Regions from separate parts of the Homo sapiens genome. Here region 1 is linked to region 2. Evidence: read pairs that join two places in POLR2A ChIA-PET (ENCODE). Cell type or tissue: A673. All regions are shown on one strand. Links, peaks and the distances in the headings refer to the core of each region. The heading gives the core; the rest is flanking DNA.

Evidence for each region. ChIA-PET counts read pairs that join two places held together with the same protein. Peaks named below come from ENCODE experiments on the same cell type or tissue, not always from the same donor. Only the 100,000 strongest peaks of a DNase experiment are listed, where the experiment ranks them.
Region 1: POLR2A ChIA-PET joins it to region 2 with 6 read pairs; 2 of 35 experiments call an interaction of 5 or more read pairs at or near these places.

Annotation. Positions count from the first base shown.
Region 1 is chr2:216,307,210-216,309,709 of GRCh38, forward strand. The region is part of intron 1 of MARCHF4 (membrane associated ring-CH-type finger 4); the gene reads right to left. All of the region lies in intron 1 of MARCHF4-AS1 (MARCHF4 antisense RNA 1), which reads left to right. Among named protein-coding and RNA genes, the nearest start is that of MARCHF4-AS1, 5.2 kb to the left of the region's middle. In A673, for the core only: no CTCF peak of the experiment used is centred there; a DNase peak (open chromatin) is centred at 1,522.
Region 2 is chr2:216,014,307-216,031,748 of GRCh38, forward strand. It overlaps a transcript of MREG not described here and a transcript of PECR not described here. Among named protein-coding and RNA genes, the nearest start is that of MREG, 9.5 kb to the left of the region's middle. RefSeq lists an enhancer at 1,692-1,771. In A673, for the core only: no CTCF peak of the experiment used is centred there; no DNase peak of the experiment used is centred there.

The DNA of each region.
Region 1 (2,500 bases), core at 1-2,500, 290 kb after region 2:
TGAAGGAGGCAGCCCCGCAGGGACTCACAGGGGCTCAACCGCTGGCTGAGGGAGTCCATCAGTGTTGTTTTATCTAGAAAGGAAGAGCATGGTTTCTCAGTGGAGCACATCCAGACAGTTTCCTTTTTTACAACAAATTACAAGGGGGGTGGGAAGGAAAGGAAATGGAGGAATAGAGGGAGGGAGAGGGGTTTCTATTTTTAAACCCTTGCTAGGCATTAGTTCTGTGGAAGTTTCTGTGAGGAAGGAAGTAGGAAGAAAAGATGGGAGTGAGCAAGGGGTAACTGGTGGGAGGGGTAAGGTCTAGGGAAGTGATTTTCAAATCAACGTTTTTTTTTGGAACTGGAATCTTTTCTCCAAAGGTATCCTATGAATAAATGCCAATATGAAAAATAAATAAAAGGAGAGCTGTTTATCTCCATGGACATAGGCAGCTTCCTGAGCCCTGCCCGCTTGGCTTCTCCCAGAGCACATGGAGGCCCCCGTGACAGCTCGACTGAATACAGGTTGAAACCACTTGTTGAGCAGGGTAAGGGAAAAGGATCACATTTCCATGTATTCATTCATTCGTTCATGAAATACTTATTGATGCCTAGGTGCTGAGGTGGGAAGAGCGCTTGAGGCCAGGATTTTGAGACTAGCCTGGGCAACATGGCAAGACCCCTATCTCTACAGAAAAATTTAAAATTTAAAAAACTTAGCTAGGCATGGTGGCATGCATCTATAGTCCCAGCTGTCCAGAAGGCTGACATGGGAGGATTGCTTGAGCCCAGGAGTTCAAGGCTGCAGTGAGCTATGATTGAGCCACTGCACTCCAGCCTGAGTAACAAAGCGAGACCCTATCTCAAGAAAACAAAAACAAAGAAAACCCTCAAAGTTGGAGAAAATATGTGTTTAGACAAGACAAAAAGGCTGGGTGCGGTAGTTCATGCCTATAATCCCAACACTTTGGGAGGCTGAGGCAGGCAGATCGCTTGAGCTCAGGAGTTTGAGAGCATCCTGGGTAACATGGTGAAAACCTGTCTCTAACTCTCAAAAATACAAAAATTAGCTGGGGTTGGTGGTATGTGACTGTAGTCCCAGCTAGCTGAGAAGCTGTTCAGAGGATGGCTTGAGCCAAGGAGGCAGAGTTTCCAGTGAGCCATGATGGTGCCACTGCACTCCAGCCTGGGCAACAGAGCCAGACCCTCTCTCAAAAAGAGAAAAGAAAAAAAGTCAGGCACATGGAGCTCTATCCTGAACTCCAGGCCTTACTCCCTAGAATCTGTTTCCTGTATCACCCACGCTGAATGCTGATGATAGGCCTGTGCAATCCATATAGGCAGATGGCACAGAAGAGCCCTACAGTGTGCCTGGTACTGCCTAAGGTGTGGCTTGTAAGCCAGGCCTGCACTCTGCTTCCGGAACTCTGAGTTGTGATCCTTCCACTAACTTGCTTGTGCTTCTCAGCATTTGCCCCTGAGAGTCCTCAGAAAGACATCTTGCAAACTGATACAGGAACCCAGACTATGACGTATGCGTGCTGCCCAGACAGTTATATATCATTCATAGCTCATTAACCTGAGCTAAAAATAGAAAGCCACTGCCATAGCCAGCTGTGAATCCTCCAGGGTCTGATCCTGGTTTGATTCTAATTATACAACCTGCTTAGCAACTCCTGGTCCCCTGTTCCCCTTTTTTTCCTATTCTTTTCGAAGAAGGGTGTGGATATTCAAACCTATTCATGGTTTTCATGTTTGCTCCTTGTGAACGGCAGAAGCAAAGTACTTGGAGAGGGAAGAGAATGGTTATCATGGTCAAAATGAAGTCTTGGGACTAGCTATAGATTTCCATCTCCTTGCCTTTTGGTCAATCTTCACCCCAACCACCAATCCCCTATAAGCATAAAAACTGGAGAATTGATTCTAGTGGCAACATATCTTCACAAAGCATTTGGTTCTGAAGATCCCATGACACTTTAAAGACGGTTTCTGGAAAAACCTAATTAATCCTCACAGTGTGTCTTTCAGGGAAGAGGTTTTGATCTGCATCTACCCTGAAGCTGGAACAGAATAAGACAGGTGAAAATTATAGCAGGAGAAATTCAAGCTAGAAGAGAGGTAGAATTACCAGATGGTATGGACATGAAATAGATTACCATGGCAGCTGGTATAACTCTTTTTCCAAAATATTTTTAACACAGGCACGATCTCCCTATAGTGGACATAGGACACTTTCCTTTGCTTATCCTGTTCAACTCACGTGGTCCACGTGAAGCTAAATTGCACCTACCACATCCAAGTTCCTAGGGTGTACATATAACCCCAGCCTAACTAATCAGAAGACTCCTACCCTGGGACACAGTGATTGGTTTAGAAATGGGTTACATGACCCAAACCATCTGAGGAGGGCTTCCCAGGGATTTTACTTAAGCTTTATTGGAAAAAACTATTTTAGTCTGAGCTGAGTTTATGAGCTACAAGTACAAGATAAACTTGGAAACCATCTTGCTTCCACATGG
Region 2 (17,442 bases), core at 3,209-5,708:
GCTGCAGTGAACATTCTTGAACCAAAGTATTTGAACACGTCTGCAAGAATGTCTATTGGATAGGCCGGGCGCGGTAGCTCAAGCCTGTAATCCCAGCAAGTTGGGAGGCCGACGCGGGCGGATCATGAGGTCAAGAGATTGAGACCATCCTGGCCAACATGGTGAAGCCCCGTCTCTACTAAAAATACAAAAATTAGCCGGGCATGGTGGCGGGCGCCTGTAGTCCCATCTACTCAAGAGGCTGAGGCAGGAGAATTGCTCGAACCCGAGAGGCGGAGGTTGCAGTGAGCCGAGATCACGCCACTGCACTCCAGCCTGGGTGACAGAGCAAGACTCCGTCTCAAAAAAAAAAAAATAAAATTAAAGATATATATATCTATTGGATAAATGTTTGGCAGTTGAATTGCTGGGTCATTGGTCAGGTGCCTTTTTAATTTTGATGGATCTTGCCAAATTGCTCCCCAAAGAAATAATCCGAATTTACTCTCTGACCAGCAACATATGAAAGTATCTACTTCCCTATACCCTCGCCAAATGCAAGGTTCAATCTAAAGTTTTGTCTTTTCCAGTCTGATTTATTCAACAAATATTTATGGAGCATCTCATCTGTTATGTGCTGGGTATTTTCTAAGAGCCGGGAATAAAGCAGTGAATGAAACAAATACAAATCTTTACTCTAATGGAGCAAACGTTCTAGTGGGAAGTCAGACAAAGTATTATTCAATATGTTAGGAGTCCATATGTACTATGGAGAAAAATAAGGCAGGGAAGGGAATAAGAAGTGCCAGGGAGAGCGGGGTGTGTGTGTGCACGCGTGTGTGTGCGCGCGTGCGTCTGTGCGTGCGTACGTGTGCGCGCGCGCGTGCGTGTGTGTTCGTGTATGTGTGCGTGTGCGTGTGTGTGTTGGGTGGAGGGGAGTGATGCCTGCACTTTTAAATGAGGTGGTCAGGGAAGGCCTCGCTGAGACTGTGACATGTAAGAAAAACTTGAAGGAGGTGAGCAAGCTAGCCATGATATCGCCAGGAAGAGTATTTCAGGCGGAGTGAATATGGGCAAAACCCCAGAGGAGGGAGAATGAACTATAGGGTACCTGTGGGAGAATATGGACTCTAGGGGCCCTAGAGAGAAGGGGGCCATGGAAAGGGAAGAGTTATAGGAGATAGCGGAACACGGGACGTTGCAGGACATTGATTGCAAGGACTCTGGATTTTGCTCCACATGAGCTGAGAAAATCTTCAGAGGTTTTTGAGTAGAGGGAACGATATGGTCTAACTGAGATGGTAATAGGATCCAATGGCTGCTGTCTTGAGAAAAACCTAAGTGTCAAGGGAGATGTATATGGAGGCCATCCTAAAGGTCCAGGTGACAGATGACAGTGGTTTACACCAGGGTGGTGGGTGGTAGCAGTCGAGGTGGTAAGGAACGGCTGGACTCTAGCTGGAATTTGAAGGTAGAGCCAACAGGATATGCTGAAGGATTGTAAATAGGGTGTGAAAAGAAAAGAAAAAAGTGAGTCCCAAGTTTTGGATTTATAAACTTGGAGGCTGAATCTCCACTGGCTGAGATAGAGGAGTGTGGGAGGAGCCGGTTTGGAGGGTGAGGAGGAGGAGCAAGAGCTTATGAAAGTGTCAATCCTCATGGGCGGTGTATTATTTTTAAAAGTGTCTTACTACACATAGGTTTGTCCTGTTCCAGCTACAGTGTGAGGCTGAAGGGACTTATCAAGTACATAATTCATTGAAAGGCTACGAAGGGATAAAGAAAAATAACAGAAGGTCCCTGCAGCCTCTGGCTTAGCTGGGGAGACAGGATATGGACCCATCATGAAACATTAACAGGATGTGACAGAGAACCAGCTGTCACCAGACAGCACAGGACTGTGTTGTCATGCCCACACCATGTCGCTTACCACTTGCACCTGGTGCCAAGATGGAGGCTGAGTGTGGTTTTACAAAGCACACTTCCTACTGGCTGGAAAATCCCCTGGTAAAAATGACTGTATTCTGAAATTGGATTTTGGATTTTGAGATAATCCACCTAGGTTCAAATAGAAAGTGGGTAAAGGAGGGTCCCAAAATGTGAACTCAGCTAGCAAGAAAATGAAAACTAGGGACTGACAGCTACTAGTAACTATTTGAGTTGGATTTGCTGAGAATGGAGAAATTGGAGCATTCAGCTCCTGGAAAATATAAGTGCTGTGCCCCATTACTAACTTTGATTTTTAAACATGTCACTTAATTTTTCTGAACCTCAGTTTTCTAATCTATGAAATAGAGGTGACAAGTCTTACCCTATTTAACACAGTTGTGAGACTCAAATGAGACAGTCTTAAAACCTTTATAAAGCCCTGAAGAAATATCAGAATTCAATATTATTAAACAAATTCAAATAATATAGGCCCGTTTGGGGAAATGTCAGCTCCAGCACTACTTGGCTTGCATATGACATTTGTACCTCTGCAATATACAGGCATCTTTTATGTGGTTTGTTTCAGACAGGATATTTATAGAAAGCCACAGAACTACATCTATTTAACAAACTTGATCAAGAGGTTAATGTCCTGCCTTGCTAAGGATCACATCAAATGTTTGCCAACTGTAACAGTTACTAACATTTTTAAAATTAATTTTAAGTTCTAAAACTTCTAAATGAAATAGTCTTCTAAAAAATTGGAATATTACAGCTCAGATTCCCTCTGTTGACTATCCACAACCTAATCCCCTTTCTACCTCCACCCTCCACATCCCCCCGGGTAACCATTATTATCAATATGGTACAAACCTTTTTCTGGACACATAAACACATATGTGTACTTGTGATGTAGCATCATTGTGTGTGCTGTTATTGTTAGTGAGTTTTGTTTTGTTTTGTTTATCTAAAAGGCGTGCAGCATCTATTTGCAAGCTTTTTCTATTTAATAATATGTCTTGGAGAGCAATCCTTGTTAGTATACTAATACTACCTCATTCTTATTAACTGATGTGAGTCTTCTGTTTACTAGGTTTTTAGGGATTTTTAGATCAGTTTTTCTTAGCATTCCTCTTCCCGGAATTTTAATGCCTTCACTATTTCCTTGATAAATTACAACTTTGATGGGAATAAAAACGTGACCAAACTCTCCAGTTTCACATTCAAATATGGTAGCTGAGATCACATTTTGACAATCCTATTTCAGATATCATTCACAGGGCAGCAGCAAGTTTCCCCTTTTTTAGAGTGGCGCTAGATGGTTCCTACTGCCTGAGTTGAAGCCAACACCGCCAACCACATGCAGCAGCATCTGACTTTTACCAAGAGCCCTCTGGGCACCTGATGTCCGGGAAGTAGGCAGTCCCCTGCCATCAGTGACTCACAGACCCATCAGCTGCTTGTTTCCAAGGCAGACCTGCTGGCTCCTATTTTCAGATTTCCCCATAGCAGGGGAAACTCTACAGTCTGGTTTGAAAACAACTAGTAGAATTTGGAGGCCCCTCTCTTTAAGAATTTTTTTACGACTTCTGGGAGTTAGAGGAAAAAGCACAGGCAGGGAGGAAAAATTAGAAATTCAAAACACTGAAGCTCCGCCCAGGCACGGTGGCTCATGCCTGTAATCCTAGCACTTTGAGAGGCCAAGGTGGGCGAATAACCTGAGGTCAGGAGTTTGAGACCAGCCTGGCCAACATGGTGAAACCCCATCTCTACTAAAAATACAAAAAAAAAAAAAAAAATTAGCCATGAGTGGTGGTGCATGCCTGTAATCCCAGCTACTCGGGAGGCTGAGGCAGGAGAATCACTTGAACCCAGGAGGCAGAGGTTGCAGTGAGCTGAGATCGCACCACTGCACTCCAGTCTGGGCGACAGAACGAGACTCCACCTCAAAAAAAAAATTAAGCTCCAATGCCACATCATGAACACATTCCACCAAAAAGTTGTGCTTAGACAACATAGCATGAGCTGGTATCATTCAGTTATTTGTTCTACAAAAATTTATTAAGTCAGGAACTGGGAATACAATGGTGAACTAGAATGTAGGGTCCATTCATGGAGGCAGGGATTTTGTTTTGTTCTTTGCAATATCCCCAACGCCTAGAACAGTGCAGACCTTGCCATACGACAACATCTAGAACAATGCACGCACATAGTGGGCACTTAACAAATGTGCTGAATAAACACAAGAAAACAGAAAAAGAGCTATTTAGTGTTGGCATGGAAGGTTATGTTTAATTCTGAGGAGTCTATTTATGAGCTGCCCACATCCAGCAGAGAAAAACGAACAAGTAGCGTCTTCCTTAAAGAAAAAATAGGGTTTCTGAAACAAACCAGTACTCTGAGCCAAGCATCATCACTCACCCCAAGTGATCCAAGATAGAGAAGCAACATGCCTCACCTCTCCAGAGAAGTCACATTAGGGAGTGGCATGACTAATGTTACCAAAGTAAAATCCGCCAAGGGTCCTTATAGAGTCTGTTGTTTCTACCTGTGTAGTATCCCTCACTCTGCCTTTTGGTAACAGTGTTTTGTTTTCCTTTGAAGAACATGCCCCCAATTCAATAGGCTGGCTATAACAATGAAGGTACCTTCCATCCCTCACCCCTAACCCTCAACAGGAAATGGACATGTGACCAAGAAATTGACATGTGACCAAGATGAGCCAATCAAACACTCTTTCTATAATTTGCTTCTTAACGGCAAAGACTCAAAGTTGGAAAACAGCTGGAGTTGAGGCATGAATTATTTTAAGGGTAGCATCTTGAAGAGCAGACCCAACCACAATTGCTCTAGGCTTTAGATGCTTAGAGCTTTCCTGCTCTTGCATTTCCGAAACAAGATCTATTATTCTAGCTCTTTAGTACTCCCATCATTCTATGGGTTACTCCATAACTTGTCAATCAATACTAATTTTTTTTTCTTTTTTGGCTTAAGTTAACCAGTGTTAGAGTCTGTTGCTTTCAGAACTAACCCCATATAGTCCCCTGAACTGGGTTAAGAGGCAGGAAAAGGGTAATTGTGATGAGAGAGCGAGCTAATCCTGAAAAAACACAACTCTCTTTTAGGCAGGGTACAACACACCAAAGTTTGATTTAGTCAGGTGAGATTTTTATTTCTGTTTCTCTGCTTGGCTTTGCCTCCCTGAAGAGAAACAGACACTATCTATCTGTTTCTGTCTGTCCTATCACTCTGTCGTTTCCCATAATGCAAAGGACTTTCTAAATTTTCAAACCTTTTTTTTTTTTTTTGAGACAGAGTCTTGCTCTGTCGCCCAGGCTGGAGTGCAGTGACGCAATCTCGGCTCACTGCAAGCTCCACCTCCAGGGTTCACACCATTATCCTGCCTCAGCCTCCCGAGTAGCTGGGACTATAGGCGCCCGCCACCATGCCCGGCTAATTGTTTTTGTATTTTTAGTAGAGACAGGGTTTCACCATGTTACCAGGATGGTCTCAATCTCCTGACCACGTGATCAGCCCGCCTAGGCCTCCCAAAGTGCTGGGATTACAGGCTTGAGTCACCGCTTCCAGCCTCAAACTATTTTTATTGGGTGCAGTTTGTTGGTTCCCTCCCTTCCCCAAAATATATACTCTAGAAAACCTTAATAGTCATAGTCTTTGCTTATTCTTCAGTTCCAAGCAACAAACATATTATAACTTCTCCTCAAAATTCAGTAGAGATTACTCTCTAGGCAACTTCATACTCGGGAATAATTCTGCCCTTTTAAAAAGAGAATAATTTTTCCCAGGGAGGAAAAAAAAACACATACGCTGGGCTGGAAGAGGAGTAGAGCACGGTAAGATGTTTTTCTTCAAGAAAGTTTGGCTCTTTCAGCCCTTCCATGAAGGGATTCTAACCCTGTTGCGTGTCCAACACCTTTTTGTATAGCTATTATGACCTTTATCTGCTGGATATTAATCATCTTCTAATTATTAAGGACAAAAAACATCACTCAAACTAGTTTAAGAAGAAATGTACTGCCTCAAGTAACTGGAAACTTCAGACATTATGCTAGCTTTAGACATAACTGGATCCAGGCCCTCCAAAGATAAAATAAAGATTGGTCTCTTTTCATCTCTGAGCTCTGAGTTATGGCATTCTCAGGTCCCCACTAGGCCTGAATTGCACCGTCTTTCCTGTTAGTGATCTTAGCAGAAAGAGGATAGCTCCTTCCCAGACAGTTGATCAACAGGCCCAGGCTTGACTCTCCTTGACCCAAATGGAACCAATTGCTGTGCTCGGAGGGAGAAAATACATCTACCTAGCAGGTTCTAGTCTCATGCACACCCTTGCAGAGCTCAAGTGAAGAGGAGCTGAGGAGACAGGAAAGGGCTAAGAGTGGGAAAGTTGTCATTTCCAAAGGAAAATCAACTGGAAACACAAAAAGGGGAATGGATACTGGCAGGGCCAGAGAAAACATCCATTGCACTTGGTAATAACAGCTAGCGATGCACTGTTTCAAGCATGGTGTGTGTATCCAAGGAGGACCGCCATCTAGAATGGACAGAAAGGACCCCACAAGGAATAGTCCTGTTGGGCCAAAGCCCCGCAAAACACACTACAGGAGCTCTCTGCAAGAGGAACGTCAGACTCCCACTGCGTCCCTTAAAAATTCAGATAGAAAACTGGTGACCTCACCAACATCTACCCCCAAACCAAACAGACAGAGAGAAATTATTTCACTGAATGTAAAGGGACTCTCATCTGAGACCGTCGGCAGAAGCAGAGTTTCTCACAGAGCGATGATCCTAAACACCTGCACTAGAATCCCTAGGGATGCTTACGGAAACTCCAGATTCTTGGACCCTATTTGACATCATCTGAATTGATGTTCTTCAGTAGGGGCCCAAGAATCCATGTTTTTAGTATTTGTCGGGCTTTTTAGGCTTTTCTGAGATGTGGTCTCACTCTGTCACCCAGGTTGGAGTGCAGTGATGCAATCTCGGCTCATTGCAACCTCCACCTCCTGGGCTCAAGCAATTCTCCAATCTCAGCCTCCCGAGTAGCTGGGACCACAGGCATGCACAACCACACCCAGCTAATATTTTGGGGTTATCCACCCGCCTCGGCCTCCCAAAGTGCTGGGATTACAGGCGTGAGCCACTGTACCCGGCTAAATCTGCATTTTTAAAAGGCTCCCAAGCCTTTTATAGGGACTAGGATGAGAAGGGAAGGGACTAAAATGAGACAAATGAGGAGCTTAGAGTGCAACATATAAAGAGACACTCGCTTTTGGGGCCCACCCTGCAACTGTACAACCCCAAATGTGAGTGCCTCCTTTAATGTTGTTCCATAGGCCCCTCACTCCCCTCTCACCCTAGTCACCCCTTTTCCAGAGGCTTGGGAATTCTGAGGCACGTCAAATTTATGAACCACTGGCAGGGTTGTTTAGAGTATGGTCTTTGGCATAACAGTGCTTCCCTGTGGCTGCTGTCAGGATTGGGTGAAATAACACAGAAAGCCCTTAGTACAATTTCATGGGAAATGGGAAGCACTGCGTAAACGTTAGCTGCAATTATTGTTAAGTATTCATACTTTAGTCAGATCCGACCCCATCACCTTCCATTGCCAACTGTGACCATCTGAAAGGATTCAACTCAACAAGTATTTATTATCAACTGTGTAAGCATGGCACTGAGCTCAACCTCTTGTGGAATGCAAAGATGAAAAACAAACAGTACTTGGCCGGCTGTGGTGCCTCAGGCCTATACTCCCAACACATTGGGAGGCTGAGGCAGGTGGATCACCTGAGGTCAGGAGTTCAAGGCCAGCCTGGCCAACATGGTGAAACTCCGTCTCTGCTAAAAAGACAAAAATTAGAAAAATTAGCTGGGTGTGGTGGCTGGCTGGCACCTGTAATCCCAACTACTTGGGAGGCTGAGACAGGAGAATCACTTGAACTTGGGAGGTGGAGGTTGCAGTGAGCTGAGATAGTGCCACTGTGTTCCAGCCTGGGTGACAAGAGCAAAACTCTGTCTCAAAAAATAATAATAATAACAGTACTCATCCTCAGAGTACTATCCAGAGCCAAAAATAGAAAATTATGGAACTCAAATGTTCTGTATTCATCTATGCCTCGAGTCACCCATCCTTCAGTTCCTACCATGTGCTCTTCCCTACCTCACCCCCATATTTCCCATGATTAACTATGCTGCAATCTCTAAGTAGATTCTTATAGCTAACTATGTTGTCATCTCTAGTCTCCCATAGTTAATTATACTGCTACGTCTAACAATATTCCCACTTTAATTATATCTCCATCTCTAACTATACTCCTATATTGAACTCTGTTGTCACAGCTAATTCTCCTGCCATAACAAACACTTTCCAGATGCCCAGAACAGTCTCAATTCTCAGCCCCAGAGATGAGATTTGGAATTCAACCTCTTCCTACCTCCGGAAGACAAGCCCCCTACTATTCCAAGTTTTCTGTGTTCTCCAAAGTCTCTCCATATTATACCTAACCAAAATTAAACATAAGCCTAGACCCAGCTATCATCGGTGTGCTTCCTAATTCAATTAAACTCTAAGAAGCAGAAGCAGAGTTTCTAAGAAGCATTTATTAAGCACTTGCTATATGCAAGGTGACTCGAAGTTGCAAAATAGGAGAAAATATGCATCAAAAACTGTAGTAGGAGAAAACCTGAGCATCATTCACATTTGCTATGAAAGGCGACCGGAGGCTTGCCTCAACTTTAAGCCCAGATCCTACCCATCTGAGTGTTAAAGATAACCGAATTTATGCCTTTAAATTCGTGTTTTTAGTTCACCATTCCTTTATATGGTTTCTTTCTCCACAACACTCAAGAGATACATCGACAGGCCAGAACCCTGCAACTCTCCCGGACAAGTTCTACCAAAGTAAAGACAGCAGGTGGACCTCCCCGACAAAGGTTATATACAAACCTTAGACTTCCCCACAAAGGTTATATACAAACCTTCCTATAATCCTCTGTGCTGCCACCTCCTGGCATCCAATTGTAAATTCACTGCAGTCTCTTTGGAGATGGGGCTAAGGATCTCAAATAGGTTCTAAAGCTTTCTTTTACTCAACAGATGGAAAGCTGCTGTAGCCACAATGCCTGTATGAACCTAGAGCTTAAAGGGACATAGTAATATTTAAGTGGGAGATTTAAACTAGCTGTAAACTAAACTCTAAACCTGTTAGGGCACTGCTAAATTGAGCAATAAGTAAATCCTCTCTTTTCTTGGCTACCATGTGCCAAATAGCTTTGATTATTGTATTACTATTTCATTTCATCTTATTAAGCATTGGTATTTGATTTATTAGCCTGAAAACCATGGAAAGTGTATAGGCCACTAGATATATTTCTTAAATAATATAAGGGAAGCAATTTAAATGAAGCATTAAAACTTCTTGTTTTTACATTTTATTTCTCTGAGTGTGTGTGTGTGTTAGAGTCTCACTCTGTTGCCCAGGCTGGAGTGCAGTGGCACAACCTTGTCTCACTGCAACCTCTGCCTCCAGGGTTGAAGCGATTCTCCTGCCCCAGCCTCCTGAGTAGCTGGGATTACAGGCACCCACGACCATGCCCAGTTAATTTTTATACATTTAGTAGAGACACGGTTTCACCATGTTGGCCAGGCTGGTCTCAAACTCCTGACCTGAAGTGATCTGCCCATCTTGGCCTGCCAAAGTGCTGGGATTACAGGTGTGAGCCACCACACCTGGCCAGCCTCTCCAACTGATAAATGCTTAATATTAAATATTTTGCTTGACCAAAGTAGAGGGCCCTTTCAAGTATATGCCATGAGTACCCCTTTGAATCACTTTGTGGAGCTGAAACTGGATGCCTCTAAGCTCCACTCTCCCTTGCCATGCCGAGCCTTTCAGGGTCTTCTCTCCTTGAGCTCTTTTCAATTTAGAAAGGTCTTGTCACTTCAGGTAGGGAATTTAAACTGGGCCACCCCTCCCTATCACTCACATCTTTCCTATGTACCCCATAAGAAGACCAGGTGCTGGCCAGGCACGGTAGCTCAGACTTGTAATCCCAGCACTTTGGGAGACTGAGGCAGGCAGATCACCTGAAGTCAGAAGTTCAAGACCAGCCTGGTCAACATGGCAAAATCCCATCTCAACTAAAAATACAAAAATTAGCCAGGCATAGATCACACCACTGCACTCCAACCTGGGTGACAGAGTGAGACTCAGTCTCAAAAAAAAAAAAGGACGCCCCGTGCCCTCTCTTTTGTCCCTAAGCCAAATGACTTATCAAAGTACTCCTCAGTCCAAGGGAGAGCAGAACCTGTCCAATTGTTGTTAAACAAATACGGTTTCTTGCCTATAGAAAATATATTGGCTGGGTGTGGTGGCTCATGCCTATAATCCCAGCATTTTGGGAGGCCGAGGCGGGTGGATCACCTGAGGTTAGGAGTTCAAGACCAGGTTGGCCAACATGGTGAAACCCCATCTCTACTAAAAATTCAAAAGAAAAAAAAATCAGCTGGGCATGGTGGCTCACCCCTGTAATCCCAACTACTTGGGAGGCCGAGGCAGAAGAATTGCTTGAACCAGGGAGGCAGAAGTTGCAGTAAGCCGAGATCACGCCATTGCACTCCAGCCTGGGCGACGGAGCAAGACTCTGTCTCAAAAAAAAAAAAGGAAGGGAAAGGAAGGGAAAGGAAAAAAAAAAGGAACGGAAAGGAAGGGAAAGGAAGGGAAAGGAAAGGAAAGGAAAGGAAAAAGGAAAAGGAAAAGGAAAGGAAAAGGAAAGGAAAGGAAGAAAGAAAGAAAATGTATTATAAAGATGAACTGGCATAACAGTTTGTATCCCTTTCATGATTCCTGGCACTGTGACATCCCTGAAAAGCATGAGAATGCATGAAAATGCACATCTCATTTTAATGTTTATGTTTTCTCTATGGCAACATAGGAGAATGGTTTTGTAGTAATGCAAAACTCATTAATAAAGGCAAAATCCTTAGCTGCCACCCCACTGATACCCAGAAGAGGTTGATTTAAAGATCTCGACAGGACAAAAATTGTAAAACTAAGAAAGAAGACCTCTACTACCCACAGACAGCCCAGTAGCTCAAAAGCAAAGCTTCTCAACTTAGAGGAGGTGCAGACCTTCCTTCCTTCTAACTGGCAGAAAATCTGGTACTGCCAATTAGCTTCCCAGGAAAGCTAACTCTGAGATGGAATTTAGCATACAGGAGATTTATTATGAGTGTGCATAGAACCAACACCTGTGGAAAAGAAGGGCACAAAGGAACTGATTGGGCCTCAGTCAACCCTATGGGGAGTTCTAAAGACAGAATGAAAATTCAGAGCTGCTCTGAGTCAGTCAGTAAGCGAGAACTGGCCCTTTCTGTCCCCTCCATGACAATCAGTCTTTGGATGAGGCCTACCTGGGAAAGGAACATGGCCTTAGCCGAGGCAGCCCTCTTCAGCAGAGGCTGTCCCAGAAATGGGCTGACAGCTAGGGCCGTGTCGGGCAACACTTCCAGCAGCTCCTTCCTTCCGGAGGGAGGATCTAGAGCCCGTGAATCTCAGCAGCCACTGCTCGGCAATCCCTGCACCGAAATCCATCCGTGTGGGCAGTCACACAAGCTCAGGATTTCCTTCCTCTCAAAATGCCAGGAATTCTTTTATCAGATTTCTTTAACATAAGATGAAGTCCTCCAGGCATGAACACTTAAGCCTTCAGCCCTTTGGAGGGAACATTCTAGAAATAAGGTTCAGGAAATTGTCCACAAGTAGAAGCAGTCTCACCCACATAAACATGATGAAAACTCTTCCCTAGAAGTACTGACATATGCTACAATGTGGATGACCCTCAAAAACATTATGATAAGTGAAAAAAGCCAGACACAAAAGGTCACACATTATATGATTCAATATACATTAAATATCCATAGAGAGACATAACTCCAGCTGATGGCTGCTGGGGACAGGGGTGGGGGACAGAATATGAAGAACAACTGCTTAATGTATATAAAGTTTCTTTCTGGGATGATGAAAACGTTTTGAAACTGGACAAAGATGATGATTACACAACATTGTGAATGTGCTGAATGCCACTGGATCATTCATTTTAAAATGGTTACTTCCATTGTGTTTATTTATTTATTTATTTATTTATTTTTGGAGACAGTGTCTCACTCTGTTGCCCAGGCTGGAGTGCAGTGGCACCATCTAGGCTCATTGCAACCTTCCCAGGGTCCAGCGATCCTCCCGTCTCAGCTTCCTGAGTAGCTGTGACTACAGGCATGCGCCACCATGCCCAGCTAATTTTTTTATTTTTTGTAGACATGGGGTTTCACCATGTTGCCCAGGCTGGTCTTGAACTCCTGAGCTCCAGCAATCCACCCGCCTCTGCCTCACAAAGTGCTGGGATTACAGGCTTGAGCCACCACAACTGGCTAAACTGGTTAATTTTATATTATGTCAATTTCACCTCAATTAAATAAAATGGGGTAAAACATACACACACACACACACTCAAACACAAAAAATCTCTTCCCTGGGAACAGCCCACTTTATGAAAATTAATGCTCTACTGTAAGAACCTTAATTTTTTAATAACTAGGAATTACTAAAATGTTACTCTGTCTTCAGAGTAAACTTACATCACATAAGGCAAATCAGGTAAAACTATCTGTACTTAAAATCAAGCATCCTATCCATGTAGTAGGCTCTGGATAGCCAAATTATGTAAATCTGTACTTTAAACATGAGAGATAACTTCTGTCTACATGTAAAGAATATTTTCCTTCAAAAGAAGTTTGAAGTGTTATGATCATATACTCTTTAAAGTTTCTTGAAATAAAAATGATGTTTAGAGATTTCAGGGTCTCCAAAATAATTATCCGTTTGCAAAGACACCCTCCAAACAATTCAAAGATACTTGATGAAATCAATCATCTCTTATTGGTAAAATGTGAACGGTGGTATAGGAATATTTTGCTGTAATACATTTGGTGTTTGGTGACAGAAAGACAAAACAATGGTGTGAATATACTTGTTGGAAGCTAAAAAATATGTGAATTGAACTATCTTTAAACAGATAATGCTGTGCCACCACCATTTCACCACCATTACCCAGTAGAGTTCGAAGCTCTCTAAGAGAAATTTAACTTTGAAGTAAGAATAATAGTCTAAAAGCCACAAGGTACCCAGGTGCAGTGGCTCACCCCTATAATCCCAGCACTTTGGGAAGCCAAGGTGGGAAGATCATTCGAGGCCAGGAGTTCGAGACCAGCCTGGCCAACATGGTGAAACCCCCATCTCTACTAAAAATACAAAAATTAGCTGGGCATGGTGGCACATGCCTGTAATCCCAGCTACTTGGGAGGTTGAGGCATGAGAGTCACTTGAACCTAGGAAGCAGAGGTTGCAGTGAGCCAAGATCACACCACTGCATTCCAGCCTCGGTGACAGAACAAGAATCTGTCTCAAAAAAGAAAAAGGCATGAGGTAGTTAAGACACTAGGACCTTGAAAGAAGGAAAGAAACAGAAAGTGTCAGTTTAAAATTTGCCTAATATCAAAAATGTCCATTCTGAACAAGAGTCAAGCCAACTCTCCCTTCCCCCACCCTCTGTGATAAAAAGTCATTCACAAGTTGCATTGTTTTTCTGAAAGCATTCTAAATCTGAAAATGTCGAATAAATTTTCAAAGACACTAAATTTCAAAATACACTTAAAGTCAATTATTTAATAAAACTTGAAATTTTAATGTTTAATTCTCAACATTATAGTTTTCTGATTTTTCTATGTAAATACAGTTACTTCACAAGGAAAATTTTAGAATTTGAGGCAGGGCATTTTGACTTCCATACAAGAGTTTGGACTTCTACACTAAAACCAAATAATGCTTCATGTAAATATAATGTAAAACATAGGCTTTAAGTGGAAATAAATGACATGTATAGTGTGGTATGGTTGCAAACCATTGAAAGAGATGTCTTTCACGAACTTGCTCAAAATACCCAGATAGGCCGGGCACGGTGGCTCACGCCTGTAATCCCAGCACTTTGGGAGGCTGAGGCAGATGGATCACGAGGTCAGGAGATCGAGATCACGAGGTCAGGAGATCCTGGCTAACACGGTGAAAGCCCGTCACTACTAAAAATACAAAAAATTAGCTGGGCGTGGTGGCGGGCACCTGTAGTCCCAGCTACTCGGGAGGCGGAGGCAGGAGAATGTCATGAACCCGGGAGGCGGAGCTTGCAGTGAGCCGAGATCGCGCCACTGCACTCCAGCCTGGGCAACACAGCAAGACTCCATCTCAAAAAAAAAAAAAAAAAAAAACCCAGATAATCTGAAAATATATACAGATCAATGGAAAAAATTCCATTTGATATTTCTAGGCAGGATTTTAATGTGTGATAGCTGACATAGATTTCCAGTAATTGTGTATTTATTTAATTCCATTTTTTCTCACTGTACTCTAGATATTTTCTCAAACATACTTGGATTTTGGGAATTCGAATTTGTATAGTGTTAAGGTAATGCATATTTGAATTTATCTTGCTGTTTGAGAAATTTGAATTCTACCAATTACAGACAATTCTGTAATTGTCTATAACAACAGTAGGAATTGCACACTTAAAATCATTAAAATGGCAAAATTTATGTTATATATATTAGTTACACCACAATAAAGAAAAAGAACATAAAAAGGAAGAAAAAAATAAGGCTTTTTCTCTGAGAGAGAAAAAGAGAGACACAGTTTTGGTTTTCCCCCCATTGGAATATGGAGTTAAGTGCAGACCACTCAAGATACACAAATTTCTGACCAGAGCACTTACAAGTAGCAATTCCAAAATAAATACCAGTACAATAAAAAAGATGTTATATTCATCTTTATTTATTTATTTAAAAGGAAATAAATAATTTCCTGTAAAATAAAAGGATGAAAGCAGCTTGATGGCAGCAGATGTAAAGAAGGATTGAGGCTGGCCAGGCGTGGTGGCTCACGCCTGTAATCCCAGCACTTTGGGAGGCTGAGGCAGGCAGATCACGAGGTCAAGAGATTGAGACCATCGTCGCCAACATGGTGAAACCCTGTCTCTATTAAAAATACAAAAATTAGCTGGGCGTGGTGGCGCGCTTCTGTAGTCCCAGCTACTCAGGAGGCTGAGGCAGGCGAATTGCTTGAACCTGGGAGGTAGAGGTTGCAGTGAGCTGAGATCACGCCACTGCACTCCGCCTGGCGAGAGAGTGAGACTCCATCTCAAAAGAAGGATTGAGGCTGCTGAGTTAGGACGACAAAGGCAAAATGATAAACACAAGGCAGAAGGTGCTTATGCACCTCCCCCTGCCTCCAGGCTGGCCCTTGGGCTTGAAGAACTAGAAACACAAACTTGTTATCCCTCTTTCCAGAGTTCTCAAAATACAAGGATGCTAAGTCATGCTCACAAACTCGCCAGAAGCTGAAATACACAGCCTAGACTAACACAAAACTCCCAGCATGGCTGAAAATGCCTAGGGCCAGAATAGTCCAGTATTTCCCTTCAGGCAAAGTTGCACAGCAAATCAAAGTTTTAGATTTGTTTTTGACAGGGATTCAGAGGAAAAGGAGATGGTTTAATGAATTTAGCTCTGAGAGTCTCATGCATCATTTTACAAGAGAGGAATGTGCATGCCAAGCAAACCAAATGTTTGTAGCCTATGGCTGAGTCGTATCTCTTATGGCCTGTGGTCGGTGCACATGCTCATGGTGGTCACATGGGCTTCTCATATGCTATCATGGTGGACCAGTCTCCCACTGTGAGCCCCATCTTTGTGTTCACATTCATATTTTCAACCACCTTAAAATTACTGCTTGCTCTGAAATGACAGGTTAAAAGGTTATAAAGAAGATTTAGGTTTCAAATTTGTTCTAAAATACTTATAAATCAAGGGGGACAGATAGACAAATTTGTAAAAATATAGATTATTGGGGGTGATGGGTACTATTACACTATTCTCTTTAGCCTGTGTTTGAGAAATTCCATTAAAAATTTTCAAAATAATCTCTTCATTGTCCTTGGTGCTGGTCTGTCTCTCTCAGTACAGGGCAGGGGTCGGGGCTCTGAAGCCAAACTCCTTTGGTTCCAATGCCACTTCTGCCATGTGCTGAGATCTTGAACAAGTTTCTTGACCTGTTCATGCCAGTTTCCTCAACTGTAAAATGCTGGTAATAATGAAACTACCTCACAGAGTTTTTGTAAGGCTAAAATGAGATAATGCATGGAAAGGGCTTAGCAGTGTCAGGCATATAGTAATCACCTAATAAATGCTAGCTATTGTTACCCAAAATATTTTGCAATTTTTTTTTTTGAGACGGGGTCTCGCCCTGTCACCCAAGCTGGAGTGTAGTGGCACAATCTCAGCTCACTGCAACCTCCGCCCCCAGGTTCAAGCGATTCTTGTGCCTCAGCCTGCTAAGTAGCTGGGATTATTAGCATGCACCACCACAACTGGCTAATTTTTGTATTTCTTTCTTTCTTTTTTTTTTTTTAGTAGAGAGAAGGTTTCACCATGTTGGCCAGGCTGGTCTTGAACTCTTGACCTCAGGTGATCTGCCTGCCTTGGCCTTCCAAAGTGCTAGGATTACAGATGTTTTGATTCCATAGTTTAATTAATTCTGTGGGCAATTTATTTCGGCATTCCAATTTGAACACACAAGCCCACTATGAGGCCCATTCTCTCTCTCTCTCTCTCTCTCTCTCTCTCACACACACACACACACACACACACACACACACACACACTCTGTCCCTGCTCTCTCTCTCTCATTTGCTTGCTCATCAAAACATCTGCTCTGTATCTCACTGAAATATCTGTCTTCTGTTTCATTCCTCCAAGTAAAATGGTAACAACGCGTTAGAAAGAGTTGCATAGGCCAGACATGGTGGTTCACGCCTATAATCCCAGCAGTTTGGGAGGCTGAGGCAGGCAGATCACCTGAGGTCAGGAGTTCGAGACCAGCCTGGCCAACACGGTGAAACCTCATCTCTACTAAAAATACAAAAATTAGCTGGGCATGGTGGTGGGCGCCTGTAAACCCAGCTACTTGGGAGGCTGAGACAGGAGAATTGCTTCAAGCCAAGAGGCAGAGGTTGCAGTGAGCTGAGATTGTACCACTGCACTGCAGCCTGGGCAACAGAGTGAGAAAGGAAGAAAGGAAGAAAGGAAGAAAGAAAGAAAAGAAAGAAAGAAAAAGAAAGAAAGAGAGAAAGAAAGAAAGAAAGAGAAAGAAAGAAAGAAAGAGAAAGAAAGAGAGAAAGGAAGGAAGGGAAAAGAAAAGAAAGAAGGAAGGAAGGAAAGAGGGAGGGAGGGAAGGAAGGAAGGAAAGAAAGAAGGAAAGAAAAGAAGGAAAGAAGGAAGAAAAGAAAGAAAGGAACAAGGAAGGAAGGAAGAAGAAAAGAAAGAAAGAAAGAAAGAAAGAAAGAAAGAAAGAAAGAAAGAGAAAGAAAGAAAGAAAGAAAGGGAAATGAAAAGAATTGGATAAAAGCATCCATTTA